Linked DNA regions of Homo sapiens: region 1 is linked to region 2. The links are chromatin loops, found by intact Hi-C in ENCODE. Cell type or tissue: mammary epithelial cell. All regions are shown on one strand. Each heading gives the region's core, and the rest is flanking DNA. Links, peaks and the distances in the headings are about the cores only. Region 1 overlaps MLXIPL (MLX interacting protein like). Region 2 holds the start of TMEM270 (transmembrane protein 270).

Region 1 (15,102 bases), core at 2,582-10,581, 240 kb after region 2:
TCTCCCTACCAAACAGATGGTGTTTATCTAATTCTCAGAGGGAGGGGCCCAGCCAGTGGCCCAGAGAGCTGGGCTGTGTATCTTATTTGGGTAATGAGGCCTGTTGTCCCTGGTGGGGAGGGGGCAGTCCCCCACCCCCACCCCAAAGCAAACACAGGAACTTGGAGACCAGGGAGGAGAGAGGGCCCAATGACCAATGCACTCAAGTAGGGAGAGGCTGCGGAGTCAGACTGGCACCCACCCACATTTCACCCCCAGAATGTAGGAAAGACCCCTGGAGGAAGCAGGTATGGTTTTCTGAAAGACTAAGCCTTGGGGGCCAGGTGCGGTGGCTCACGCCTGTCATCCCAGCACTTTGGGAGGCCAAGGTGGGTGGATCACTTGAGGTCAGGAGTTCGAGACCAGCCTGGCCAACATGATGAAGCCCCGTCTCTACTAAAAATACAAAAGTGAGCTGGGTGTCATGGCATATGCCTGTAATCCCAGCTACTCAGGGGGCTGAGGCACGAGAATCATTTGAACCTGGGAGACGGAAGTTGCAGTGAGCCAAGATCATGCCACTGCACTCCAACCTGGGTGGCAGAATGAGGCTCCATCTCAAAAAAATGAAAAAATGGCTAAGACTTGGGGCCTCAGCCTTCCCATCTGAGATCTGAGTAAGGGATGCAAAAGGCGGGCTAGAGGGGACTGGTACACAACCCTGGCTTGTGGATGGAGACGAGAGAGGGAGGGAGAGACTAGCAGGGGGTCTAAGACCCTGAATGTCTTGGCCTCCTGGCTCAGCTTCCTGGAGGCAGAAGACTTGGCCTGTGCCTAGCAGGACCCTCACCAGTGTAAGCTCTTCCATCCAGTGGATTTTTTTTTCCTTCAAGACAGGATCTTGCTCTGTTGCCCAGGCTGGAGTGCAGTGGCGTGATCATAGCTCACTGTAGCCTCAAACTCCCGGGCTGAAGAAATCCTCTGACCTCGCCTCCCTAGTAGCTAGGACTATAGGTGCATGCCACCACACCCGGCTAATTTTAAAATTATTTTGTAGAGACAGGGTCTTGCTATGTTGCCCAGGCTGGTCTCAAACTCCTTGGCTCAAGCGATCCTCCCGCCTTGGCCTCCCAAAGTGTTGGGATTACAACCGTGAGCTACCGCGCCCAGCCCATCCTGTGGATTTGATGGACAGCTAGGGTTAGAGTGAGGGTGCTCTGTCTCCATGAATACCATTTGCTCATCCTAGCGGCCTTCCTTTGGGATCTGTTGGTTCATTGTCTTCTGTGCAGCCCTGAGAAGAGCACACCTTCTCGCTGAGTCCAGGTTGCCACCCTGGGATTCTGGGCATGGCAGACACCAAAAGGACTGTACCATGAAGGCAGTGACTGCCACTCTCTATAAAGAGGCACCCTCGGCTGGGCATGGTGGCTCACATCTGTAATCCCAGCACTTTGGGAGGCCAAGGTGGGCAGATCACTTGAGGTCAGGAGTTTGAGACCAGCCTGGGCAACATGGTGAAACCCCGTCTTTACTAAAAATACCAAAAAAATTAGCTGAACGTGGTGGCGCACAACTGTAATCCCAGCTACTCGGGAGGCCGAGGCACGAGAATTGTTTGAATCCAAGAGATGGAGGTTGTGGTGAGCTGAGATCTCACCACTGCACTCCAGCCTGGATGACAGACTGAGACTCCGTCTCAAAACCAAAAGCAAACCAAAAAAAACCAAACCAAACCAAAACAAAACACAGAGGCTCCCTCTCTACCAGGCAAACCATGGCCATCCCCTTTGCCTCTCCTGGGCCTAAGGAGGCCTGAGTGACCTCGGACCTGCCCCTTTCCTCCCTGACTCTCAGGAAGGTCTTTTTTTTTTTTTTTTTTTTTTGAGACGGAGTTTCACTCTTGTTGCCCAGGCTGGAGTACAACGGTGTGATCTCAGCTCACTGCAACCTCCGCCTCCCAGGCTCAAGCAATTCTCCTGCTTCAGCCTCCTGAGTAGCTGGGATTACAGGTGTGCGCCACCACAGCCAGCTAATTTTGTATTTTTAGTAGAGACAGGGCTTCAGTATGTTGGACTAGGCTGGTCTCGAACTCCTGACCTCAGGCGATCCACCCGCCTTGGCCCCGCAAAGTTCTGGGATGACAGGCGTGAGCTACTGCACCCAGCCCAGGAAGGTCATTTCTTATTCTCTTAAATGAGAAATGGGCCTGAGCACTGTCCCCAGCCAGCCTCCAAGACACACCTGTGAGGCCACTGGACATTGTTGCTTCCAGGGCCGAGCTGATCCACAGGTTTCAGCGTGGCTTTTGTTCTGCAGTAGACTGACAAACAGGTCTCCCCAGGGAACACAGGGGCCGCTGGTGGGAGTCTGGAAGGGGATTTTGAAGGTCTGACTCTCTGGATAGGAATTTCAGGCAGGTTGGGTTGGGGGGCCAGATTTGGAGGGGCCCCTCAAATGCCAACCATAGATGGATGCCTAGTGCATGGGGAATATGGGGACCAGCCTCTGTGGCAGCACTGCATCTCCCTAACCCTACTCCTCTCCCCTTTGACAGTGGCAAGCTGGTGTCTCCCAAGTGGAAGAATTTCAAAGGCCTCAAGCTGCTCTGCAGAGACAAGATCCGCCTGAACAACGCCATCTGGAGGGCCTGGTATATCCAGTGTGAGTGGCTACCACCAGCCTCCCAAGCCGGGAGGGACTGCCCCCTCCAACCCTCCTGCCAGAGGGTTCTACATGGTGGCTGCCCAGGAAAATCCCCGGGGTCCTCAAGGCCAGCACTAGCAGAGTTCTGCCAACCTTTTTTTTTTTTTTTTTTTTTTGAGACACAGTCTTGCTCTGTTGCCCAAGCTGGAGTGCAGTGGTGCCATCTCGGCTCACTGCAACTTCCGCCTCCCAGGTTCAAGCCATTCTCCTGCCTCAGCCTCCCAAGTAGCTGGGACTGCAGGCACCCACCACCACTCCCAGCTAATTTTTGTATTTTTAGTAGAGACGGTTTCACCATGTTGGCCAGGCTGGTCTTGAACTCCTGACCTCAAGTGATCTGCCCACCTTGGCCTCCCAAAGTGCTGGGATTACAGGCGTGAGCCACCACGCCTGACCCTGACAGCCTTTTAGGGGGAGACCAGGCCCCCAGCACCAGGACTCCTGAATAGCTCCTGACCTCCAGCGGGTCTCGGGGAATAGGTCCCAAAGGGTGTTTCCACTGTGAAGCTGGGCACAGCAGAGGTCACCCCTCAGTAGCACTAGGGTAGGCTGAGATTTGAGGTACAGTTCAAAGCCCATTTTGCATCCCATTAGCATAGTTGGGTGCCTTGAATGCGAGGGTAAAAAGGGCCATTAGACACTAGCGGGGCCAACTGCATCACTTTGTAAATGGAGAAACTGAGGATCCCGCATGGGTCTCCACCAGCCTTTCATTGAAGTCCTTCCTGAATATCCAGTAGGTGCCCACCATGGCCAATTGGGCAGAGGGGATCCAGAGAGGCCATGCCATCTCGTGGAAGGAACTCTGGACTTAGAGTTGCCCAGAGCTAGTTCCTCCACCCCGTCTCTGCCCCTTGCTGGCTGTGTGACTTCAGGCTAGTTGCCTAGCCTCTCTGAACTTGTTTCCTTATCTATAAAAACGAGGCCACGGTGGCTCACACCTGTAATCCCAGCACTTTGGAAGGCCAAGGCGGGCAGATCACAAGGTCAGGAGATCGAGACCATCCTGCCTAACGCAGTGAAACCCGGTGTCTACTAAAAATACAAAAAATTAGCTGGGCGTGGTGGCGGGTGCCTGTAGTCCCAGCTACTCGGCAGGCTGAGGCAGGAGAATGGCGTGAACCTGGGAGGCGGAGCTTGCAGTGAGCTGAGATCGCGCCGCTGCACTCCAGCCTGGGCGACAGGGCGAGACTCCGTCTCAAAAAAAAAAAAAAAAAAAGGGCAAAACAAAAAACGAGGCCAATAGTCCTAACTTTCATGGTTGGTGTGGAGATAACAGGTATTCCAGGGTGTTGCCACTAAGTTGGTATCCAATACATGATGTATCCTTAAGGAGGTCACATTCTCATTCATTTGGGAACACCCCACTCCCCATGGCAGGGCAGCAGAGGCAGAGAGGACTTGGATCCGCCAGCCCTGTGTTGGGACCTCATTCAGGTCAGGTTCTGCTGCAGGATCAAAGGCTGCACTGAGCTGGGAATGCAAAGCCCAGGAGAGACCACACGCAGTATTCTCTGTCCTCGCCCCGCTGGATTTCATCCAAGCAGGGAGAGGGTGTGTTTTCTGGTTTCCATTTATCTACATGCCAGGCACTTTCGTGAATCACCTTATTTAAGGCTTCCTAGCAACCCTGGGAGATAGGTTTTATTACCGCCATGTTATGGATGAGCAACTGAGGCTCAGAAGGCAAGTGACATATTCAGGTTCACAGAGCGTAAAAGAAGCAGAGCTGGGGCTGGCTGGAAGTCCACAGTTCCCCAACTCCAAATTATGGCGGTGGGGGGGGTTTGTTTGGTTTTGTTTTGTTTTTTAATACGAAGTTTCGCTCATGTTGCCCATGCTGGAGTGCAGTGGCGTGATCTTGGCTCACTGTAACCTCCGTCTCCCTGGTTTAAGAGATTCTCCTGCCTCAGCCTCCTGCACCTCTCCTGGGGCAAGAAGAACTTTCCACTTTGTATTGTCTCGTGTTGTTTGTTTACTTCCCTTATCTCTCCCACTAAGCTGTGGGCACCAAGTAGCTGGGATTACAGGCACCCGCCAAATTTTGTATTTTTAGTGGAGACAGGGTTTCACCATGTTGTCCAGGCTGGTCTCGAACTCCTGACCTCAGATGATCTGCCCGCCTCAGCCTCCCAAAGAGCTGGGGTTATAGGCGTGAGCCACCACACCCAGCCTGCAGAAGAAATTTCTGATGGCAGCTGAGGCATGATGTCACCTGGGGTCCTCACCCAGACACACTGATCTCCAGCTATTGCACAAGTTGCTGGAAGGACCCCAGGTTCGGAATCAGACAGAGTGAGGTTTCAGTCCAGCCCTAGCATGTCCTAACTGTGTGGGCTTGGGAAATTCTCTAGCCTCCCGGAGTCGAAGCTTGCTATTTGTGAAAATGGGAATGACAGGTCCTATTTGTTTTTTCTTGGTTTTCTTTTTTTTGAAACAGTCTTGCTCTGTCACCCATGCTGAAGTGCAATGGCACGATCTCGGCTCACTGCAACCTTCACCTCCCAGTTCAAGCAATTATTGTGCCTCAGCCTCCCAAGTAACTGGGACTACAGGCGCATGCCACCATGCCTGGCTAATTTTTGTATTTTTAGTAGAGACGGGGTTTCACCATGTTGCCCAGGCTGGTCTTGAACTCCTGGCCACAAGTGATCTGCCCACCTCGGCCTCCCAAAGTGCTGGGATTACAGGCATGAGCCACCGCGCCCGGCCAATAGGTCCTATTTCTGAGGTTCACTGAGTTTTCAGTGAGATCATCTGTATCTCACTGTCATAGTCATAGCAGCACGTGACACACATACAACAAATGTCAAGACCCCTCCTCCTCCCTAAACGCCAAAGGTTTGAAGGTGGGCTTCACGGGAGTGGGGAGGAGAAGGGCTTACTTGGCTTGACGCCACTAATGTCGGGCCTTAGGGCTCAAGCAGGAAGGGCTCTGCCACCCCCTGCAGGCTCCTATCCTCTAAGATTCTTCCTTTCCTGATCCAACAGTCATACTCCCACACTCTGAAATCGTCTTGGTGTCCTGGGAGCTCCCTGGCACTTTGCACCGCTCCTGGGGCAAGAAGGACTTTCCACTTTGCATTGTCTCGGGTTGTTTGTTTACTTTCCTTATCTCTCCCGCTAAGCTGTGGGCACCCTGCCTGATTCATCCATGTGTCCTGTCCCAGTATCTGTCTCAGCATAGGTGCAAAGGGTTCCGCGGCTGAGTGAAGGGAAGAACTTATCAGTGTTAAACAAAGCCTGCCCCAGCCCCCAGGAAGCCACATGGTTACAGCCTTTCCATGAGAAACAGTCCAGAGGATGGGGTCTCTGGGCTGGGGAGGGGGGCTTCACTTGGCCCTGACTTTCTGAGAGCCCTGGACAAACTTTTTTTTTTTTTTTTTGAGATGGGGGTCTCACTCTGTTGCTCAGGCTGGAGTGCAATGGTGTGCTCTCGACTCACTGCAGCCTCCTCCTCCGGGGTTCAAGCGATTCTCCTGCCTCACCCTCCTGAGTAGCTGGGACTACAGGTGCGCACCACCACGCCCGGCTAATTTTTTGTATTTTCGGTAGAGACAGGGTTTCTCCATGTTGGTCAGGCTGGTCTCGAACTCCCGACCTCAGGTGATCCGCCCACCTCGGCCTCCCAAAGTGCTGGGATTACAGGCGTGAGCCACCGCGCCTGGCCTAACAAACTTAATTTTATTCTATTTTTTGAGACAGGGTCTCACTTCATCACCCAGGCTGGAGTGCAGTGGAGCCAACATAGCTCACTGCGGCCTCCAATTCCTGGGCTCAAGCAATTCCCCCACCTCGGCCTCCCTAGTAGCTGGGACTACAGGCATGCGCCCCCACACCCAGCTATTTTTTATTTTTAATTTTTTGTAGGGGCAGGGTCTCACTAGGTTGCTCAGGCTGGTCTCAAACTCCTGGCCTCAAGCAATCCTCTCAGTTCAGCCTCCCAAAATGTTGGGGCTACAGGCGTGAGCCACCACACCGTACCAGGACAAACTTCATCTTTGCTGGTGTTCATTTCCTCATCTGGAAAGCCAGGGGCAGACACACTTTGAGACCCTCCTTCCTTATCTAGCCCCCTGGGAGTCTATGCACCCAAGGACCCAGCCCTTTGTTTTCTGTCCAATCTGGGCTCAGAAACCAGGACAAAACCCCTCCTTCAATCCTATCAGTGTCCATTTTGGAGAATGCTTTATTTTATTTTATTTTTTTTTTTTTGAGACAGTCTCACTCTGTCACCCAGGCTGGGGTGCAGTGGTGTAATCTCAGCTCACTGCAACCTCTGCCTCCCGGGTTCAAGCAATTCTCATGCCTCAGCCTCCCAAGTAGCTGGGATTACAGGCATGCGCCACCACGCCTGGCTAATTTCTGTATTTTTAGTAGAGATGGGGTCTCACTATGTTGCCCATGCTGGTCTTGAATTCCTAGATTCAAGTGATACGCCGGCCTTAGCCTCCCAAAGTGCTGAGATTACAGGCGTGAGCCACCGTGCCCAGCAGATTTTGGAGAATGTTCTTTAGGACAGAACTTTGTAAATGATGCTAAAAAGCCCTAGTAAATTTCATGTTCCAGTGGTCCCCCTTCCTCTGTGTCCTCGTTTGTCCCAGAGGAAGTTGGCTGGGGCAGGAAGGGTCAGCAGTTGTTCTCTTTGTCAGAGCAGCCAGGAAAAGTCTCAGGTTGCCTCTAAGTAGACCAGCTGTGTGTCAAGCTCTGTGCCAAAGGCAGGAGCTGCTTTTACTCCCTGCAGCAAGGCGAGCATGTAAAGACCTGACAGGCCAGGGTGGAGGGGAGGTGGGCAGCGCTGTGGGCTTTGGCAGGCAGGAAGGCTTCCTGGAGGAGGCGCTATCCTGAATTGTGGGCAGAGGAGGGAAGGTAAGAGGGGCTTCCCTGTTAGAATAAGACCAGAAGGGCCGGATGTGGTGGTTCACGCCTGTAATCCCAGCACTTTAGGAGGCCGAGGCGAGCAGATCACTTGAGGTCAGGAGTTCGAGACCAGCCTTGCCAACATGGAGAAACCCTGTCTCTACTAAAAATACAAAAATTAGTGGGGCGTGGTGGCGCTCACCTGTAATCCCAGCTACTAGGCAGGCTGAGGCAGGAGAATTGTTCGAACCCAGAAGGCAAAGGTTGTGGTGAGCCAAGATCAGGCCACTGCACTCCAGCCTGGGTGACAGAGTGAGACTTCATCTTAAAAAAAAAAGGAAAAGAAAAGGTGGGCTGTGTGGCTTCAAGGTGAGGTGTATAAAGGAGACAGGGAGGCCGGGCACAGTGACTCATGCCTGTAATTCCAGCATTTTGGGAGGCCGAGGGAGGTGGATCGCCTGAGCTCAGGAGTTCGAGACCAGCCTGGGCAACATGGCGAAACCCTGTCTCTACCAAAAATACAAAAAACCAGCTGGGCATGGTAGCACATGCCTATAGTCCCAGCTACTCGGGAGGCTAAGGTGGGAGGATCGCTTGAGCCTGGGAGGTGCAGGCTGCAGTGAGCCAAGGCCGTAGCACTGTACCACTGCTCTCCAACTTGGGTGACAAGAGTGAGACCCTGTCTCAAAAAAAGGAGATGAGATGCTGAGAGAAGCAAGTGGTGGCCCAGTCATGGAGGAGGGGGACGGGTTTGGAAGCCAAGCCAAGGAGTGTGGACTTTGTCCCAGAGGTAGTAGGGAGCCATGGAGGGTTCCAGACCTGAACTGCACTTTAGAAAGAATTGTCCTGGCTGCAACTGGAAGATGAGCTCCGAGTGTGACACTGGAGTCAGGGAGGTCCCTGTGAGAAATGACACCAGGCCAAGGGGTGACACAGTGAGAGAGGATGGAGGGGAGGGGACAGCGGGAGAAATGTCACAGATCCTATGAGATTGAGATTTTTTTCTCAATTAGACCCGGAATATAACAGTCAGACCTGGAATGCTGGGAGTCAGTGGGGTTTTTGTGGCAAGTTTTGGGACATCCTAGGGAGGGTCCCCAGGCAGCTGGATATGAGGCTAGAGCAGGAAAGGGCCAGAGTGAGAGAGGCTGCAGGGTGGGCATTGCAAAGGAGTCAGTGAAAAGTGGTCAGGGGCTGGGAGCGGTGGCTCACGCCTGCAATCCCAGCACTTTGGGAGGCTGAGGCAGTCAGATCGCTTGAGCCCAGGAGTTTGACAACAGCCTGGGCAACATGGTGAAACCATGTTGAATTTTTTTTAAAAATTCACAGATTAGCTGGGTGCAGTGGTATACACCTGTAGTCCCAGCTACTCTGGAGGCTAAGGTAGGAGGATCACTTGCACCCAGGAGGCGGAGATCGAAGTACCCAAGATCCCTGCCACTGCACTCCAGCCTGGGCAACAGATTGAGACCTTGTCTCAAACACACACACACACACTCCATCCTGGGCAACAGATTGAGTCCTTGTCTCAAACACACACACACCAGCCTGGGCAACAGATTCAGTCCTTGTTTCAAGCATACACACACACACACACACACACACACACACACAAAGCGGCCAGGGCCCGGTGAGGTGGCTGACACCTGTAATCCCAGTGCTTTGGGAGCCTGAGTTGGGGGATCATTTGAGGTCAGGAGTTTGAGACCAGCCTGACCAATATGGTGAAACCACGTCTCTATTGAAAATACAAAAAATTAGCTGGGCGTGGTAACGCGTGCCTGTAATTCCAGCTACTTGGGAGGCTGAGGCAGGAGAATCGCTTGAACCCGGGAGGTGGAGGTTGCAGTGAGCTGGGATCGTGGCACTGCACTCTAGGCTGGGCAACAAGAGTGAAACGCCATCTCAAAAAAAAAAAAAAAAAAAAAAAAAGTGGCCAGGGAAGCTAGGAGATAAAGAAAAGCCTCGTGAGCCCAGGAATTTGAGGCCAGTCCTCAAAGCAACATAGTGGGGCCCTGTCTCTACCAAAAAATTAAAAATAACAGTAATAAAAAGGAAGAGGCCAGGCACAGTGGCTCACGCCTGTAATCCCAACACCTTGGGAGGCCAAGACAAGAGGATTCCTTGACCTCAGGAGTTCGAGACCAGCCTGGGCAACACAGGGAGACCCTGTCTCTACAAAAAATTTAAAAATTAGCCAGACATGGTGGCGTACACCAGAGGCTGAGGCGGGAGGATCGCTTGAGCCCAGGAGGTCAAGGCTTCAGTGAGCTATGATTGCGCCACTGCACTCTGGCCTGGGCAACAGAGCAAGAACCTGTTTCAAAACAACAACAAAAACAAAAAAGAGCCTGGAGTGTGTGTTGGGGCCAAGGGCAAGAGCCTGGGGAGAGGTCAGAATTAGAGACTGGGAGGGGAGGTGGAGGCCTGGAAGAGGACACATGTTGGTGGTCAGAAGTGAACCAAGGGTGGTTCTCTGCAATGAAAGTGGGTAGTGCCTAGCCTTCTGAGGCAGAGGACCCAAGGCTCTAGGCCCCTGGCCTGCCAGTCTAACCAGGACTTTCTTTTTTTCTTTTTTTTTTTTCTTTGAGATGGATTCTTGCTCTGTCACCAGGCTGGAATGCAGTGGCGTGATCTCACTGCAACCTCCACCTCCCAGGTTCAAGCGATTCTCCTGCCTCAGCCTCCCAAGGAGCTGGGACTATAGGCATGTGCCGCCATGCTCGGCTAATTTTTGTATTTTTAGTGGAGACGGGGTTTCACCATGTTGGCAGGCTGGTCTTGATCTCCTGGCCTCGTTATTCACCCACCTAGGCCTCCCAAAGTGCTGGGATTACAGGTGTGAGCCACCGCACCCAGCCCTAACCAGGACTTTCTGGAGGCAGCTCACTCTCTGTGGCCTATGGCCCCACAATCCATTCAGCAGTCTTTGCAAGTGTACCTATGGGGCTCCAGAGGAACCCAGAGAAGGTGTGGGAGGTTGGATTCACAGTGCCCTGTAGAGGAAGATCAGGCTGGGTGAGGTGGCTCAAGCCTGTAATCCCAGCACTTTGGAAGCCCGAGGCAGGTGGATCACCTGAGGTCAGCAGTTCGAGACCAGCCTGGCCAACATGGTGAAACCCCGTCTCTACTAAAAACACAAAAATTAGCTGGGCCTGGTCGTGGGCGCCTGTAATCCCAGCTACTCAGGAGGCTGAGGCAGGAGAATCGCTTGAACCCAGGAGGTGGAGGTTGCAGTGAGCCAAGATCACGCCATTGCACTCCAGCCTGGGCAACAAGAGTGAAACCCTATCTCCAAAAAAAAAAAAAAAAAAAGGAAGATCTAGGAGGCTAGAGCATCATCCGAGAAGACTTCCTGGAGGAGGCAGCATGGGCACTTAATCTGAACGTCAAAGGCCAAGCAGGATTTCGCAGGGTGTCACTTGAGTCCCAGTCCCCTGGGGTGAGGTGGGGGATGAGGAAGCTGGGTGCCCCTGACCTGGCCCCCTTCTCTCAGATGTGAAGCGGAGGAAGAGCCCCGTGTGTGGCTTCGTGACCCCCCTGCAGGGGCCTGAGGCTGATGCGCACCGGAAGCCGGAGGTAGCTGGGTTCTGGACCGCCTGCCCACCTGCCCACCTGCCCACCCACCAAGACCAGCCCCTGCCTCCTGTAGCCTTGCGCTGAGCAGACAGGGATGGGGTGAAGGGTGGGAGATGGGTGTGCGGTGCTCCCCTCTCTACTGATCCCCCTCCCCCGGCCCCTACCCCAGGCCGTGGTCCTGGAGGGGAACTACTGGAAGCGGCGCATCGAGGTGGTGATGCGGGAATACCACAAGTGGCGCATCTACTACAAGAAGCGGGTCAGTGGGGGAGGGCCAGGGAGGCCCCAGAGCTTTCCTCCTGCGGCTGCCGGCTACCGCCCGCCTCGGAAGATCCCTGGAAAGGGGATCCTGACCCCCGAGCTTGCGCCCCTCGGGCCCTCCATTCAGTCCCGGGCCGACAGCGCCACCGTGTGGCCACAGCGTCTCCTAGCGGCCTCCTTACCTAGGGGTCGGGTGAGCTCCTGATGGGAAATGGGGGATCTCATCGCTTGTGAGTAGAGGAGACTTTGGGGGGAAAGTGATGGAGGATGGGGCAAGGGATCCGGTGTCCAACTCTGTGTGTCCCTGCAGCTCCGTAAGCCCAGCAGGGAAGATGACCTCCTGGCCCCTAAGCAGGTGGGTGCTCTGTAAGTCCAGCAGGCAAGGGCATCCCTTTGCCCCCCAAGTAGATGGGAGGCAGAGTTGACAGTTTCCGCCTCAGTGGGCAAGACAGTGGCTGGGCATGAGGGTGGAATGTGGGATGTTACTGCCATCCTGTGGTTCATTTGTTGAGCTCTTCTCTTCTTGGGGGGTGAGGGTGAGGTGGTGAGAAGACCCCAGGTCATTGAGCAAGTGGTGGGAGGCATGGGAGAACAGAGGGACCAGGCCGGGCGTGGTGGCTCACGCCTGTCATCCCAGCACTTTGGGAGGCCGAGGCGGGTGGGTCATCTGAGGTCAGGAGTTCGAGACCAGCCTGGCCAACATGGTGAAACCCCGTCTCTACTAAAAATACAAAAATTAGCCGGGCATAGTGGCGCATGCCTGCAATCCCAGCTACTCAGGAGGCTGAGACAGGAGAATCGCTTGAACCTGGGAGGTGGAGGTTGCAGTGAGCTGAGATTGCGCCACTGCACTCCAGCCTGGGCAACAGAGTGAGACTCCGTCTCCAAAAAAAAAAAAAAGAAAAAGAAAAAGAAAACAAACAAAAAAAAAAACCAGAGGGACCAAAGAACTGGGGTCCCAGACAGGAAAAAATCTAAAGAGCAGGAAGGGGACCCCTGTATCTGCATCCTGGTCTATCTCCTGGGGGAAGTTCTTAGAGGCCAATGGAGTGATCTTGGCCTTTCAAGCAGCAAGCTAGGTCCACTAGGGAAAGGTGACAGAGGTGTGAACAGACAGACCCTCTGTCCTGCTGACCACTTGACCCTGGAGAGGGGTGATATGGAAGATCGGGGCAGTGGGAGCTCTCTAGCGGCTGCTGACGGCTCTGTCTCCCTAGGCGGAAGGCAGGTGGCCGCCGCCGGAGCAATGGTGCAAACAGCTCTTCTCCAGTGTGGTCCCCGTGCTGCTGGGGGACCCAGAGGAGGAGCCGGGTGGGCGGCAGCTCCTGGACCTCAATTGCTTTTTGTCCGACATCTCAGACACTCTCTTCACCATGACTCAGTCCGGCCCTTCGCCCCTGCAGCTGCCGCCTGAGGATGGTGAGGGTCTGAGAAAGGGCAGGGGAGAGGGGTGAAGGCCTGTGAGATTCCAGGAGGCCAAGGGAGGGATGGCTGGGGATGGGGGTGGGGACCCTGCTCCTCCCTGCCTGCTGCTGCTGATGTCGCCACTGCTGCCTCCAGCCTACGTCGGCAATGCTGACATGATCCAGCCGGACCTGACGCCACTGCAGCCAAGCCTGGATGACTTCATGGACATCTCAGGTGGGGCGAGCCCCTCCCCAGGTCGGGTGGACGGGCAGGGTCTGTGTGAGGAAGGCCGATGAGCCCATCCCAGGCCCCTCTGGGAGGGCTGATAGTCTGGGTCGTTTCTTTTTTTCTGTCTTTTTATTTATTTATTTATTTTGAGATGGCATCTCACTCTGTCACCAAGGTTGCAGTGCAGTGGTGCCAACCTCTGCCCTCCAGACTCAAGTGATCCTCCCGCCTCAGCCTCCTGAGTAGCTGGGACTACAGGTGTGCACCACCAAACCCGGCTAATTTTTTTTGTATTTTTGGTAGAGATGGGTTTCACCATGTTGCCCAGACTGGTCCCAAACTCCTGAGCTCAAGCCATCCTCTTGCCTTGGCCTCCCAAAGTGCTGGGATTACAGGCATGAGCCACCATGCCTGGCAGGTCTGGGTGGTTTCTGAGGGTTCTTCCTGGTCTCCTTTTGTCCAGCTGGTGTGGCCTCCAATGGGGGCAGGGCCCAAGAGAGTACCTGGCCAGGGAACCAGGGGCTCCCAAGAAAGCAGTGAAGGCTGGGACTCTCTCAGGGGAGAGAAGAACTTTGAATTATTTGGGTCTATTTATTTTTCACACAATGCATTTTAAAACTATTTGCTAGGCTGGGCATGGTGGCTCACACCTGTAATCCCAGCACTTTTGGGAGGCCGAGTCAGGCAGATCACCTGACGTCAGGAGTTCGAGACCAACCTGACCAATATGGTGAAACCCCATCTCTACTAGAAGTACCAAAATTAGCTGGGCGTGGTGGCAGGCACCTGTGATCCCAGCTACTCAGGAGGCTGAGGTGGGAGAATTGCTTGAACCTGAGAGGCAGAGGTTGCAGTGAGCCGAGATCGCGCCACTGCACTCCAGCCTGGGTGACAGAGCAAGACTCTGTCTCAAAAAAATTAAAATAAAAAATAAAACTATTTACTAGAGAACATTTCAAACATGCACACACTAGTAGAGAAAGAGTAGCTCAGCAAAAACCTCCCAAGTCACCATCACTGATGTCACCGACTTATCAACTCTTGGCCAGTCTTTTATCCGAGAACATTCCTTCTCTTCTGTTATGTTTCTATTTTATTTTATTTTAATTTAATTTATTTTTGAGACAGGGTCTCATTCTGTTGCCCAGGCTGGAGTACAGTGGCACAATCACAGCTCACTGCAGCCTCAACCTCCCAGGCTCAAGTGATCCTCCCACCTCAGCCTCCCGAGTAGCTGGGACCACAGGCACGCACCATTATGCCTGGCTAATTTTTTTTATGTTTTGAAGAGACAGGGCCTCCCTGTATTGCCCAGGCTGGTCTAGAACTCCTGGGCTCAAGAGATCCTCCCACCTCAGCCTCCCAAAGTGCTGGGATTACAGGTGTGTGCCACCGTGCCCAGTGCGTTATTTTAAAGAAAATCCCAGGCATGCATCATATCTTGTAAAGCTTTTTTTTTTTTTTTTTTTTTTTTTTTTGAGACGGAGTCTCACTCTGTCACCCAGGTTGGAATGCAGTGAGTCCATCTCAGCTCACTGCAGCTTCCGCCTCCCAGGTTCAAGCGATTCTTGTGCCTCAGCCTCCTGAGTAGCTGGGATTACAGGCATGTGCCACCACACCCAGCTACTTTTTGTATTTTTAGTAGAGACGGGGTTTTGCCATGTTGGCCAGGCTGGTTTTGAACTCCTGACCTCAAGCGATCCTCCCACCTCGGACTCCCAAAGTGCTGGGATTACGGGTGTGAGCTACCGCGTCTGGCCTAAAGCAATTTTTGTAAGTCATGAGTGTCCCTGCCTCCCTCTCCTGACCACAGGGCCACCAAGTTACTGATTCCTCAGTGTCCTCCCAGAGATGCTCCTGTCAGTAGAAGCACATGTGGACAAATGTCTCTGTTTTCACAATTGACTTTCCAAGTGGCCTTCCTCACTTCGCTGTAGGTCTTGCAGGTTATTCCCGATAGCCACACATTTAGGGACCCCCGGAGCTATGTGCGGGCCAGGTAGATATCCAGGCTCAGCCCGTCTCATCGAAGCCCCTGGGGACAGAAAGAGGGTCCCTGGGATAAAGCTTAGTCTTAGTGAC
Region 2 (15,102 bases), core at 2,414-10,413:
GCTCTGAGGTGGCTCTGTGAAGGGCCTGGTGTGTGGTCCCCACCCCACTTACCCCCAGCCCCCACTCACCAGCACTGAGAGCCTCGTAACCTGCAACAGGATCCCCAAAAGGCTGGATCTGACTGGAGGAAGGGCCTCCATGTCTGGCCTCCCCCACCTACTCCAGCTGGGAGAAGCAGGGTGACCTCACAGATGCCACAGGGTGGGGACCAAGTTACCATGGGGACCCGGTTGCCGCCAGTGACCCACTGCCTTTACCTGGCTCCTGCCGCTCCACTGCTTCCTCTGAAACCTCAGTCCACGTCTGAGCCCAACACGGCCAAGGAGGTCTTAGAGCAAAGCTTCCTTCGGGTCGGATTTCCCCAGATCTTGGAACAGGAATCAAGTGCCGCCTAGGAACGGGGTTCATGCCTGGATTCCCAATGCTTTGGGAGGCCAAGGTAGGAGGATCGCTTGAGGCCAGGAGTTTGAGACCAGCATGGGCAACATAGCAAGACCCTGTCTTACAAAAAAACAAAAAAAGAAAAAAATTAACCAGCCTTGGTCATGCACACCTGTAGTCCCAACTACTCAGGAGTCTAAAGTGGGAGAATCGCTTGAGCCCAGGAGATAGAAGTTGCAGTGAGCCAGGATCACTCAAGCCTGGGTGACAGAGCAAGACCCTATCTCTAAACAAAGAAAAAAAATTGAAGGGTGATGAGTTTATTTGGGGAGTGGGCCCTGCAAGCATCCATAGGAAGTCAGAAAGTGAGGCAAGGGGCCAGGCACAGTGGCTCACACCTGTAATCCCAGCACTTTGGAAGGCCGAGGCAGGCAGATCACGAGGTCAGGAGTTTGAGACCTGTTGGGAACAGGCCCCCAAAATCTGGCCATAAACTGGCCCCAAAACTGGCCATAAACAAAATCTCTGCAGCACTGTGACATGTTCGTGATGGCCATGACACCCACGGTGGAAGGTTGTGGGTTTACCGGAATGAGGGCAAGGAACACCTGGCCCACCCAGGGCGGAAAACTGCTTAAAGGCGTTCTTAAACCACAAACAAGAGCATGAGTGATCTGTGCCTTAAGGACATGCTCCTGCTGCAGATAACTAGCCAAACACATCCCTTTATTTGGGCCCAATCCCTTTGTTTCCCATAAGGGATACTTCTATGGGAATCTAATCTAATCTATAGTTAATCTAATATCTATAGAAACAATGCTAATGACTGGCTTGCTGTTAATAAATACGTGGGTAAATCTCCGTTTGAGGCTCTCAGCTCTGAAGGCTGTGAGACCCCCTGATTTCCCACTTCACACCTCTTTATTTCTCTGTGTGTGTGTGTGTGTGTGTGTGTGTGTGTGTGTGTGTTTAATTCCTCTAGTGCTGCTGGGTTAGGGTCTCCCCAGCCAAGCTGGTCTCAGCAGAGACCAGCCTGACCAACATGGTGAAACCCCGTCTCTACTAAAAATACAAAAAAAAAAAAAAATTGGCCTGGCATGGTGGCGTGCACCTATAATCTCAGCTGCTCAGGAGGCTGAGGCAGGAGAATTGCTTGAACCCAGAAGGCAGAGGTTGCAGTGAGCTGAGATCATGCCACTGTACTCCAGCCTGGGCAAGAGAGTGAGACTCTGTGATAAAAAGAGGGAAGGGGAGGGGAGGGGAGGGGAGGGGGAGAGAGAGAGAGAGAGAAAGAAAGAAAGAAGAAAGAAAGAAAAAGAAAGAAAGAGAAAGAAAAAGAAGGAAAGAAAGAAAGAGAAAGAAAAGAAAGAAAAAGAGAGAAAGAAAAAGAAAGAAAGAAAGAAAAAGGAAGGAAGGAAAGAAAAGAAAGAGAAAGAAAAGAAAGAGAGGCAAGGACAGATGAGTTCATGAGCAGGGTTTGAGTTCAGACAACCGGGGCTGATCCCCAAAATCCCCTGGAAAATGGTGCAGAACGCACCTCAGAGTCACCCCACCCAAGGAGCATGAATACTGGGGTATTTATCTTCCATGACCTGTCTGCTTCCTGTTGGACATTAACTCCCGCTGAACCTCCAATCTTACCAGCACAAACACCAGAGAAAGCCCTCCAGCAGATGGTCGGGTGGGGGTCTTGCAGCAGGCGGCTCAAGCAGTGTGCATGGAAACTAAGGCAGAGGACTCTGGGGTAGGGACAGCAAAAAGGAATCCAGAACAAATAAACCCCTAGACATGTGATGATGGGAGCCTTGACCAGGGCTGAGGCCCTGGAAATGGAGACAACAGATGCCAGAAATCTGTAGCAGGTACAACAGATAGAATTGGAGGATGTCAAGACCCACGATGATCTGAGACGTTGCCCAATTTCATGCTAACAAGTTAGCCAACCAGAGCTCCACAGCTGCCACAGGAAGACATGAGACTCCCAGGTCAGAGATCAAAGACAATGTTACTCATGGCAATAGCAGTGAACTAGGTTATAAGCATTTTCCATTCATTCCTTGAGCTCCAAATCCCACAGGGTGATATGACAAGGGCCAGATGATGCCTGGCAGTATCTGAGGTGGGTGTGTTACAGGAGAGGTGGCTTGAGTTTAGGGAACCCAAATCTTTTCTTTTCTTTTTTTTTTTTTTTTTTTTTTTTTGAGATGGAGTCTTGCTCTGTCACCCAGTGCAGTGGTACAATCTCGGCTCACTGCAACCTCCACTTCCCGGGTTCAAGCAATTCTCCTGCCTCAGCCTCCCAAGTAGCTGGGATTATAGGCGCCTACCACCATACCCGGCTACTTTTTTGTATTTTTAGTAGAGACAGGGTTTCTCCAGCTTGGCCAGGCTGGTCTCAGACTCCTAACCTCAGGTGATGCACCCGCCAGCGCCTCCCAAAGTGCTGGGATTACAGGTGGGAGCCACCTCGCCCAGCCTTCTTTTTTTCTTTTTTTGAGATGGAGTCTCACTCTGTCGCCCAGGCTGGAGTGCAGTGGCACCATCTCCACTCGCCGCAACTTCCGCCTCCCAGGTTCAAGCAATTCTCCTGCCTCAGCCTCCCGAGTAGCTGGGATTACAGGCTCGCACCACCAAGCCCAGCTAATTTTTGTATTTTTAGTAGGGATGGGGTTTCACCATATTGGCCAGGCTGGTCTCGAACTCCTGACCTCAGGTGATCCGCCTGCCAGCGCCTCCCAAAGTGCTGGGATTACAGGCATGAGTCACCGCGCCTGGCCAGGAAACCCAAATCTTTTCTAATGTGCAGTAAGCAGGGCTGCCTTTTGCCCCAGAAGGAGACATTATGTCTTCCAAGGTTGTCTGATATACAGATATCCTAGAAAAGAAAGTCCAGGGCAAAAGGCAATCCATTAGTGCCTCACTCACAAGACATACAGAAATGTGAAAGACACATAGACAGAGGCATCCCAACAGAGGAATGAACAGGAAAAGAAGTAAAGCGAGACAGGGGTCAGGGATACCCCCAACCCAGAAGACTTGAGTGAAAGGCAGAAAGTAGCGCTGCCCACCAAGTGGGGGCGGGGAAGAGAAGGAGTAGGTTTGGGGAGAGAGGCAAAGGGATTGCTGGGGGTCAGAAGGTGGTGGCTGAGCCGGGTGCAGTGGCTCACTCCTGTAATCCTAGCACTTTCAGAGGCCAAAGCAGGTGGATCACTTGAGGCCAGGAGTTCAAGACCAGCCTGGGCAGCATGATGAAACCTGGTCTCTACCAAAAATATAAAAATTAGCTGGGTGTAGTGGTGCATCCCTGTAATCCCAGCTACTCAGGAGGCTGAGGCAAGAGAATCTCTTGAACCCGGGAGGCAGAGGTTGCAGTAAGCCGAGATCAGGCAACTGCACTCCAGCCTGGGTGACAGAGCAAGACTCCATCTCAAAAAAAAAAAAGAAGGGAAGGAAGGAAGGAAGGAAGGAAGGAAGGAAGGAAGGAAGGAAGGAGGGAGGGAGGGAGAAAAGAAAAGAAAAGAAAGAGAGGTGGCTGAGACTGGGATTTGCAGTTTGTTTTCCCTCCTCTCTTTGGTTTGCCACCACCATCACCTGGTATCCCTGTCCCCAGAACTCCACTGCCACAGAGGCTGAGCTGATATCTCCAGCCTCATACTGACCACACTCCCCGTGGTCAGTGTGGGAGCTAGAGCAGAAGAGACCTCACTCTGTCCCACAGCCCCTATGGGCAGCCCCATGGGAATGCTAGGCACATGTCTCAGTCCCAGCTCTAGTCACCTGCCCTTCCCTGCCCCCACCAAAGCCCTGGTCTTAGTCCCCAAGCTAGACTCCAGCCAGGGCTCTTTGTGGCTCTGTGGCTGCCCAGACCACAGGAACAGGTGCCCACAGAAGCCTGGATACCTAGTGTCAGAGGTCAGGAGCCTCCACTGGGGTGTGAAACCGACTCAGGATGTCCCCTAAGCTAACTGAGGGAGAGCAGTCCCAACCACGCAGGTCCACAAGCCAGAAACCCCGGGATCACCTTCTCATCTTCCTGCCTTCTCCCCTTCCTGCCAAGCCACTTCTGAAGGCAAGGGCCACGAACCTGCCTCACTGCTGCATCCCATGCCTAGAACGGTGCCAGGGGCACAGAAGGAGCTCTGTGTAAATTTGTTGAATTAAGAAATGAAAGCTGGCTGGGCACAGTGGCTAATGCCTGTAATCCCAGCACTTTGGGAGGCCAAGGCTGGTGGATCACCTCAGATCAGGAATTCTAGACCAGCCTGGCCAACATGGCGAAACCCTGTCTCTACTAAAAATACAAAAAAATTAGCCGGACGTGGTGGCACGTGCCTGTAATCCCAGCTACTCAGGAGGCTGAGACAGGAGAATTGCTTGAACCTGGGAGGCAGAGGTTGCAACCAATGAGCCAAGATCATGCCACTGCACTCCAGCCTGGGTGACAGAGCAAGACTCTGTCTCAAAAAAAAAAAAAAAGAAGAAAGAAAAGAAAAGAAAAATGACGGCTGGGTGCAGTGGCTCAGGCCTGCAATCCCAGTGCTTTAGGAGGCAGAGGTGGAAGGATTGCTTGAGCCCAGGAGTTTGAGACCAGCCTGGGCAATATAGCAAGACCCCATCTCTACAAAAAAATTCAAAAATTAGCCGGGCATGGTGGCATGTGCCTGTGTTCCCAGCTACTCAGTAGGCTGAGGCAGAAGGATCGCTTGAGCCCATGAGGTCGAGTCTGCAGTAAGCCTGATTGCACCACTACACTCCAGCCTGGGTGACAAAGTAAGATCCTGTCCAAAAAAAAGAAAGAAATGAATAACGGCCCTACCTACCAGGTTGCACCTGAAGGTAGCAGGACCTGCTGTGGGAGGAGCCTCCAACGTAGATCAATCAACTGGGAGCCTTGAACCCTCAGTCCAAAGCTTCCCCCCGCTCGCGCCCTTCTCTTTCTTACTCAGCACCAGGTTCAAGGCCATCCATGCACCATTGCTCTGTGTGGCTTTGGAGTTTCACTTTGCAGGGCAGCAGGGAGGACCAGGCGGGAAACCCCAGTTATCAGTAGCCGCTGCCTTGCACAACGCCGCGGGGAGTGGGGCGCCGTTCACCGGCCTCTGCCCTTCTCCGCCCCAGGACCCAGGATGAGAGGAGAAGCAGGAAGCCCACCTCTGAGGTCTGCCAGCCTGGGTACCCATCGGCTCTCAGGTGCGCCCCCTGAGGGTGCAGGACTGCAGCGCGGCCGCACGGGGGCAGCAGACACCGGGGCGCGCCTGGGCGCCCCGCGCTAGTGGGTGGAGAGTTCCCAAAGACTCGCTTGGTCCCCAAGCCCTGCGAGGCCGGTTTCCCGGTAACAGCAACGTCGCGTCATCCCCAGGAGTTTGCCCTGTGCAGGTCTCGTCATGCCTGGGTTGCTGGAGGCAAAACCACGGAGAAATGATCAGGACCAAAATCTTTTTTTATGTCATGTTCCTAAGTTAAAACTTCATTTCGTTTCAAATCTTCACTTTTTTTTTTTGCCAAAAAATACGCAAAAAGGATAAATATGTCTGTATACTTATTGGAGCTTGGTGTTTCTTCTTTCTGTTTTTTGTTTTTGTTTTTAAATATTTTAGAGAGGGGGATCTTGCTATGTTGCCCAGGTTATCTGGAACTCTTGGCCTCAAATGGTCCTCCTGCCTCAGCCTCCTGAGTAGCTAAGCTACAGGCATGCGCCACCATAACCGGCTATTTGTGTTTGTGTGTGTGTGTGTGTGTGTGTGTGTGTGTGTGTGTGTGTGTGTGTGTAGAGATGGGGTTTCACTAAGTTGCCCAGGCTGATCTCAAACTCCTGAACTCAAGGGATCCTCTCACCTCAGCCTCCCAAAGTGCTGGAATTACAGGTGTGAGCCACCACTCCTGGCCTGCATTTTTTCTTTCTGAAGATGGTTTTACCCAAGCCAATTACATGCGAAAATAATGATCAAAAAGCAATGAAAGTATGAAGGACCGGATCCTGGTTAAAGAAATAGATTCAGAGATGACAAACTTGGGTTTGAACTGAGCTGCTACAAGAGCTCCTGCCCCAAATTTCATTATCTGTAAAACTGGAAAATACTTAGAACCAGGCAGGGAAAGTTGCGGGGAGAAACCAATGAAATAGAGCCTGTGAGGGGCAGCGTATGGGAGCTGATAAGTAATGAAGTCGGTATCTGTGAAGGAAAAGGAACTCAAGAATTTTTCAAAACAAAATAAGCTACAAATGGGACAAAATTGCTTTCAAATAAGTGCAAACTTGTAAAAAAGAAACCACTCAGGGTGCAAAAATTTTATTAATTCACAAACCAATGTGTGGAAATCATTATTGCAACCAGTTTTCAGGCAATTCACTTGGACATGATTTTCACCCGACATGGAAATTCACATGGGAATTCACATGGAATTCACCCGACATGATTTTGAAATTTGAATTTTAAAAAGCTCACTGCCAAATGTAAAGAAAAATCTTTGCTTCCTTAAAATTAATTCAAAAATTTTTGAATAAAAATGAATGGAAATACTTTAAAAATGTTTTAAAAGGGATATAAAGTCGTCAAACCATCCCATGGTTCAAAAACATTATTCATCCCAAAATAAAGTGCCGAGAAATGGACAAAAAAGCATAAATGCAGGCCGGACACAGTGGCTCACACCTGTAATCCCAGCATTTTGGGAGGCTGAAGGAGGATCGCTTAAGCCTAGGAGTTCAAAGCCAGCCCTACAGCATAACAAGACCCCTGTCTCTACCAAAAAAAAAAATACAAAAATTAGGCAGGAGTGGTAGTGAACACCTGTAGTCCCAGCTACTCAGGAGGCTGTGGTGGGAGGATTGCGTGAGCCCAGGAGGTGGAGGCTGCAGTGAGCTGTGTTTGCGACACTGTACTCCAACCTGAGTGACAGAGCAAGACTGTGTCTCAAAAATAAATACCTAAATAAATTTGAAAATAATCAACATATAACAAAAAGCAATGGAAATTATTCATAACATTCACCAATTCATTTATCAACCAATTTGTTCAGAACCAAACTTTTTAGACATTTGTTTTCTGCCAGCTCACCTAGACCTTTCTCTGCGACATTCTCCCAGCACCCCTGCCCCATCCTCATCCACTCCCTCTTTCTCTAGTTGCTCTTTTTATTTTTGTTTTTGTTTTGTTTTGTTTTGTTTTGTTTGAGACAGTCTCACTCTATCACCCAGGCTGCAGTGCAGTGGAACATTCTTGGCTCACTGCAACCTTTGCTCCCAGGTTCAAGCGATTCTCCCACCTCAGCCTCCCGAGTAGCTGGGACTACAGGCGCACACCACCAGTCCCGGCTACTTTTTGTATTTTTAGTAGAGATGGGATTTTTACCATGTTGGTCAGGCTGGTCTTGAACTCCTGACCTCAGGTGATCCACCTGCCTTGACCTCCCAAAATGCTGTGATTACAGGCATGAGCCACCCCGCCCAGACTCGCCTCAGCTTCTTGAGTAGACTACAGATGCATGTCACCAAGGCTGGCTAATTTAAAAAAAAATTTTTTTTTTGTAGAGGCAGGATCTTGCTATGTTGCGCAGGCTGGTCTTCAACTTCTGGCCTCAAGCAATCCCCCTTCTTCAGCCTCCCAAAGTGCTGGAATTACAGGTGTGAGCTACCACGCCCGGCATCTACCTGCTCTTTTGTCTCATGTCCTAAAGCAAATGTTTCCAGGACATTTCCTAGGGTTTCACAAAGTTAGAAATAAAATAAGAAAAAATAAAATGTTCCTCAAAGCCCCCTCACCTCTCTGTTTAAACCATACTGTGGGTCGGGCACAGGGGCTCACACCTACAATCCCAGCACTTTGGGAGGCCAAGGCAGGTGGATCACCTGAAGTCAGGAGTTCGAGACCAGCCTGGCCAACATGGCGAAACCCTGTCTCTACTAAAAATGCAAAAATTAGCCGGGTGTGGTGGTGCATGCCTGTAATCCCAGTTACTCAGGAGGCTGTGGCAGGAGAATCGCTTGAACCTGGGAGGCGGAGGTTGCAGTGAGCCAAGGTCACGCCACTGCACTCCAGCCTGGGTGACAGAACAAGACTGTGTCTCAGAAAAATAAATAAATAAATAAATAGTAAACCATATTGTTGAAAGAAGTCCTGCAGCCCCTCACGGCCACCACCAGCCACCGCCACTGCCCTGGCCCAAGTCACCAAGCAAAGCCAAAAGCTGTGAGAGCCTGGGGGAAATGTTTGCAACGCTGCAAACAGTATCCACAATCTGAAGTATCCAAGGAACTCTTACAAATCAGTAAGATAAAATTAAATGACCCACATGGAATTTTGGTTAGCCAGAAGGAGTGAGTTCAAGACATGTGTTGTACATCACACTAACTATAGTTGATAACAATCTCGTGTACACTTGAAAATTGCTGGCTAGGCACTGTTGTTCAAGCCTGTAATCTCGCTCAGCACTTTGGGAGGCCAAGGCAGGTGGATTGCTTGAGCTCAGGAGTTGGAGACCAGCCTGGGAAGCATATTGAGACCTTGTCTCTATTTAAAAAAAAAAACGCAAAAATTAGCCAGGCATGGTGGCACGCACCTGTGGTCCCAACTACTTGGAAGACTGAGGTAGGAGGATTTCTTAAGCCCAGAAGGCAGGGGTTACAGTGAGTGGAGATTGCACCACTGCACTCCAGCCTGAGCAACAGAACAAGATCCAGGCAGGAGGGAGGGAGGGAAGGAAAGAATGAAGGAGGGAAGGCGGGAAGGAGGGAAGCAGGGAAGGGAGGGAGGGAGGGAAGGAAGGAAGGGAAAAGAGAGACAGAAAGAGGGAAAGGAAAGGAAAGGAAGAAAGGAAGAAAGAAAGAGAAAGAAAGAAAGAAGGAAAGGACGGAGGGAGGAAGGAAGGGAGGGATAAAAGAGAGAAAGAAAGAGAGAGAGGAAGGGAAGGAGGAAGGGGGAAGGAAGGGAGGAAGGAAGGGAGGAAGGATGGAAGGAAGGGAGGAAGGTTGCCAAGAGAGTAGATTTTAAATGTTCTCACTGCAAACTAATGATATGAGTATGTGAGGTGATGCATAAGTTAAAGGGCTTGCTTAGTCATTCAACAATACATCCCTATATCAAAATGTCATGTCATACACCATTAATATATACGGTTGTTCCTTGTCAGTTAAAAATAGGGAAAGGGAAAAAAATCAAACGACCCAATGGAATACAACAGCAAAAGCCATTCACAGAAAAGGAAACTCCAGGAGCCAATAAACTGATGGAAAGAGGTTCAACCTCATTAGTCATTAGGGAGGAATGCACATTGAAACCACAGTGAGATATGATCTCACCCTCATTTGCAAAAACAAAAAAGTCTACAGCACACGTGCGTTGATGACTCTGTAGGCTAACCAGAGTCTCAGACACTGCCTGTACCCTGATTCAGTAGTGCCCTTCTGGTTTTTAGTCTCTGGGTGCCACCCATGGTAAGAATTGTATTAAACAGCCTGGACGCAGTGGCTCACATCTGTAATCCCAGCACTTTGGGAGGCCAAAGTGGGAAGATCGCTTGAGGCCAGGAGTTGGAGACCAGCCTGGACCACATAGGGAGACCCAGTCTCTATGAAATATTTTTAAAAATTAGCTGAGCATAATAGTGCATGCCTGTCAACTCAGCCACTCAGGAGGCTGAGGCAGGTGGATCACTTGAGCCCAGAAGGTTGAGACTGTAGTGAGCTAGGATTGTGCCACTGCACTCCAGCCTGGGCGACAGAGTGAGATCTTGTCTCTAAAAAGAAAAAAAAAGAAAAAAAAAGTATTGCACAAAGCTGTTCATTAAACACACATGTGAAACTGAAGCAAGAGCCTAACAAAACAATAATTACTCCTACTACATGCAGTATGCTCTTCTAATATCTGTTCATTCTATTTCACAACCAGCTGAATTGTTTTCACTACCCTCCAGTGGGTTAAAGCATTCCTTCCAGAAACATCCACTTGTGAACAAAGAGACATGTGCATGGCAATGTTATTTCCTATCCCCAGGAAAGGGGAGCTGTATCAGCTGGGTGTGTCAGCTTGAGGCTTGAGGGATGACTAAGCGGTGGTGAAAACGAACCCAGTCCGCAAGCATCAACACAGAAAGAGCTCATAAATGGCTGGGCATGGGGGCTCATGCTGGTCATCCCAGCACTTTGGGAGGCCAAGGCGGGCAGACCACTTGAAGTCAGGAGTTTAAGACCAGCTGGGTAACTTGGTGAAATCCCATCTCCACTAAAAAGACAAAAAATTAGCCGGGCCTGGTGGTGCATGCCTGTAGTCCCAGCTGCTCGGGAGGCTGAGGCAGGAGAATCGCTTGAACCCAGGAGGCGGAGGTTGTAGTGAGCCGAGATCGCGCCTCTTCACTCCAGCCTGGGCGACAGAGCAAGACTCCATCTCAAAAAAAAAAAAAAGCCACTGAAGCAGAGTTGAAGGAAGAGTGGGGCAACATGGCAAAACCCCACCTCTACGAAAAATACAAAAAAAAATTAGCTGGGTGTGGTGGTGCACGTCTGTAGTCCCAGCTGCTCGGGAGGCTGAGGTGAGGGGATTTTCCCGGCTGGAAAATAGTGCAAAGGCCCTGTGATAGCCTTGGCACAGTCCAGGAACAGCAGAGGCCAGAGTGGCGGATCAAGGAAAAGAGACGCTACAGATAAGGAGAGGAAAGAAGCTGGATTTTAGGTTTTAAGCAGGGGCGTAAACTCATCAGATGGATACTGTAAAAACGCCACTCTGGCTGGGCTCAGTTTGTTAACTATTGAAACGCTCATGAAGAAATACATGGGGAGTTATTACACTAGTCTCTTCTTTTGTGTGTGTTTGAGATTTTCTTCTTCTTTTTTTTCTTTTAGTTTTTTCAGACAGAGTCTTGCTGTGTTGCCCAGGCTGAAGTGCAATGGCGTGATCTTGGCTCACTGCAACCTCTGCCTCCCCGGTTCAAGTGATTCTCCTGCCTCAGCCTCCCAAGTAGGTGGGATTACAGGCATGCACCACCATCCCTGGATAATTTTTGTACTTTTAGTAGAGACAGGGTTTTGCCATGTTGGCCAGGCTGGTCTTGAACTCCTGATCTCAAGTGATCCACCCACCTTGGCCTCCCAAAGTACTGGGATTACAGGTGTGAGCCACCGCACCTGGCTGGTGTAGTTTGAGTCCACAGGATTTGCTGATGAACAGGGTGCGAGATGGGAGAAAAACAGCTTGAGCTGAGCCCCTGAGTGCAAGGTGGTTCAGGGGCATTTGCAGAGACGGGCCCTGAAGAGGAGCAGATTTGGGAGTGGAAAGAATCACTCTCGGGTCTGGGCTCGTTGCCAGACCTGTGGCCTCCAAGGAGATGTCAGTTTCATGGCTGGGTGAACAAGTCCAGAGTTCAGGGGAGAGCCAAGACTAGAAGTCATCAATTTGGGAGTCACCCACAAATAAACAGTATTTAAAACCACGGGACTAGATGAGATCACCTAGGAAGTGGGTGTACACAGAGAAGGAAGAAGACCCAGGACAGAGCCGGGGGCCTCTCCTAAGCTTAGAGGTAGGAGAAGAGCAAGGAGGAGGCGGTGAAGAAGATGAGGTAGGAAGAAAACTCCAAGGAAGGGAAGTTGCCATCTGGTCCTCAACAGCCCCCACACCCCATCAGCACCAAGGTCACCCCCTCCTCAGCAGCCCCTGACTCTTGACACTCCAGCTCTTGCCAAGTAACTGCAACAGCCTCGGAACTTGCGGTTCACCCAGCTGGCTCTCCCTGCCGCCTTCTGGAGCCATCTTGGTAAAATGCAAATCTGAAGCCACAACTCCCCATTACACATTCAGGGTTAGAAAGCACGTCCATAGACCAGGCGTGGTGGCTCATGCCTGTAATCCCAGCACTTTGGGAGGCCGAGGCAGGCAGATCACCTGAGGTCAAGAGTTTGAGACCAGCCTGGCCAGCGTGGCAAAACCCCATCCCTACTAAAAATACAAAAAAAATTAGCTGGGCGTGGTGGCACATGCCTGTAGTCCCAGCTACTTGGGAGGCTGAGGCAGGAGAATTGCTTGAACCCAGAAGGCAGAGGTTGCAGTGAGCCAAGATTGCACCACTACACTCCAGCCTGGGCAACAGAGTGAGACTCCATCAAGAAAGGAAGGAAGGAAGAAAGGAAGGAAGAAAGGGAGGGAGGGAGGGAAAGGAAAGGAAAGGAAAGGAAAGGAAAGGAAAGAAAGAAAGAAAGAAAGAAAGAAAGAAAGAAAGAAAGAAAGAAAGAAAGAAAGAAGGAAGGAAGGAAAGAAAAGAAAGAAAGAAAAAGAAAAGAAGGAAGGAAGGAAGGAAGGGAGGGAGTCCATAGCCTGGGGACCAAGCTCTCCATGGCCTGGGTCCTGCACACATCAAAATGGACACCTGTAACATTCCCCGCTCATCACACAGGTGCACATGAAGGAACACACGCCCTCACACCCCAGGAGCAGCACAGGAGCCCGCACTGTGGCAGGCCAGGTCTCCCCAACAACTGTTTCAGTACTGACTGAGTGGTTAATTTAAATATTAAAAGCCAGTGCCCTTATACAAAGGCTGGGATGTAACAAAAGCCCACCAAGAGTTTTGCCCAGGCCTTTCCTGGGCCTTAAATCACGACAAAATAATGAAGGAATTCTTAACAGGACCATTTAGAATTAAGCAAGTTTTATTTTGGGTCTGAAGAAACTCCCCAGGCCTCCACAAACAAATTTATTGGCGGTCTGAAGGAACTCCTCAAACCTCCATGATTTAGCAGGAGATAACAGGAATCACCCCAGCACCTGGACCCATTTAGATAAGTAAATTTACTGAGGTTCCAGAGGAAGAGCTTCGGGACTCAGACCTTAGTCATGGATTAAAAGAAATTAATCACTTATGTCTTCAGATGAATGCACACTTACACATAGACGTATAGCTTAGAAGGTGTATAAGCTCTGGAAAACTTTGTAACTTTGAGTTAGTCGGGTGATAATTTCCACGCCTTCTCCCTGTAAACGGTTACAGAAATAAAAACTCTCTTCCTCCCCAGTTTGTGTGCATCTCGTTATTGGGCCACAAGAAGTAGCAGCCCGACCCTCAGTTTGGTCTGGGAACAGTACCACAAGCCATTCTCCCCTCCCTCCTTCCTGGATGGAAAGCTCACACCCCACACCTGAGCCTCAAAGTGCCAGATCACAGTTTCCCAGCTTCTGTGGCTTCTGGAAATACCCTCCTCCCATAGAAAGAAAGAGAAAGGCCAGGTAGGTTCCTCACACATGTAATCCCAGCATTTTGAATGCCAAGGAGGGAGGATGGCTTGAGCCCAGGAATTGGAGACCAGCCTAGGCAACATAGCAAGACCCCATCTCTACAATTTTTTTTTTTTAATTAACCAGGCTTGGTGGCAAGCACCTGGAGTCCCAGCTACCCAGGAGGCTGAGGCAGAAGGATTGCTTGAGCCCAGGACGTAGAGGCTGCAGTGAGCTAGGATTGTATCACTGCACTCCAGCCTGAAAACAGAGCAAGACCCCTCTCAAAAAAATAAAATTAAAATTAAAAATATAAAGGACAAAAGGGAGAGAGGGAGGGAGGAAGGGAGGGAGGGAGGGAGGGAAGGAGAAACAAGGAAAAGCTCCTGCCATTCCTAGCCTACTTTGGGCTTTGTTTTGTTTGTATTTTTTTCTTTGAGATGGACTCGCTCTGTTGCTAGGCTGGAGTGCAATGGCGCAATCCTGGCTCACTGCAACTTCCGCCTCCCAGGTTCAAGCAATTCTCCTGCCTCAGTCTCCCGAGTAGCTGGGACTACAGGTGCCCGCCAGCATGCCCAGCTAATTTTTGTATTTTTAATAGAGACAGGTTTTCGCCATGTTGGCCAGGCTGGTCTCGAACTCCTGACTTCAAGCGATCCACCCACTTCGGCCTCCCAAAGTGCTAGGATTACAGGCATGAGCCACCACACCTGGCCTGCCTTGGGCTTTGAATGTAAGGATGCAAGGAATGTTCAAGTTGCTGCCACCATTTGTGACCAGAAGGAGCCAACAGTGCAAACACACAATGTGGCAAGTGAGAGGTTGGCACCAGGGCCCTTGTGAGATCAGTGGGCCCCTGGCCTGGCCCCTGTGCTGCTGACCACTGGCCTTCTTGCTGTAAGAAAAATACCAAACCCCTAATATTTAAACCACTTGGGGTTGGTTTTTGTCGTGTTTTTTTTTGTTTTTTTTTTTTTGTTTTTTTGAGACAGTGTCTGCTCTGTTGCTCAGGCTACAGTGCAGTGGCACAGTCCTAGCTCACTGCAGCCTCAACCTCCTGGGTTCAAGCGATCCACCTCAGCCTCCTGAGCAGTTGGGACCACAGGCACGTACCACCACACCCAGGTAATTTTTGAAGTTTTTTGTAGAGACAGGGTCTTCCTATGTTGCCCAGGCTGGTCTCAAACTCCTGGGCTCAAGCGATCCTCCAGCCTCGGCCTCCCAAAGTGCTGGGATTACAGGTGTGAGCCACTGCACCCAGCCAATGGATCATTTTAATACATCTCCCACCCCAAACTGTTTTCTCTTCCCCAAGCCCCCAAGCTCCCTCTGTCACTTTGGCAGCAACTAGACTTGGTGGGAGGGGAAGCTTGATATCCACGGCCCGTAGTATGTAGGGTCCAGCCCTATGGGGCTTAGCGGGTGTTCTCCCCGTGTGCGGAGATGAGAGATAGTAATAAATAAAGACACAAGACAAAGAGATAAAGAGAAAACAGTTGGGCCCGGGGGACCACTACC

Evidence for each region. Peaks named below come from ENCODE experiments on the same cell type or tissue, not always from the same donor. Only the 100,000 strongest peaks of a DNase experiment are listed, where the experiment ranks them.
Region 1: it touches region 2 in a loop (11-fold over the local background); 56 of 110 quality-filtered maps call a loop at or near these places.

Annotation. Positions count from the first base shown.
Region 1 is chr7:73,603,612-73,618,713 of GRCh38, reverse strand. It overlaps MLXIPL (MLX interacting protein like), which reads left to right. Exons shown (of 17, transcript NM_032951.3): 2 at 2,537-2,643; 3 at 11,042-11,124; 4 at 11,294-11,383; 5 at 11,696-11,740; 6 at 12,603-12,804; 7 at 12,946-13,026. Among named protein-coding and RNA genes, the nearest start is that of MLXIPL, 13 kb to the left of the region's middle. RefSeq lists an enhancer at 10,592-11,175. In mammary epithelial cell, for the core only: CTCF peaks have their summits at 2,623 (motif pointing left) and 5,615 (motif pointing left); DNase peaks (open chromatin) are centred at 4,243 and 5,773.
Region 2 is chr7:73,846,234-73,861,335 of GRCh38, reverse strand. TMEM270 (transmembrane protein 270) reads right to left here and starts at 177. Exons shown (of 3, transcript NM_182504.4): 1 at 70-177. The coding sequence starts at 141. RefSeq lists enhancers at 5,147-5,206, 5,327-5,536, 5,128-5,627 and a silencer at 9,749-9,808. In mammary epithelial cell, for the core only: a CTCF peak has its summit at 5,607 (motif pointing right); DNase peaks (open chromatin) are centred at 5,715, 9,645 and 10,345; H3K4me3 peaks cover 278 bases; H3K27ac peaks cover 2,302 bases; H3K27me3 peaks cover 150 bases.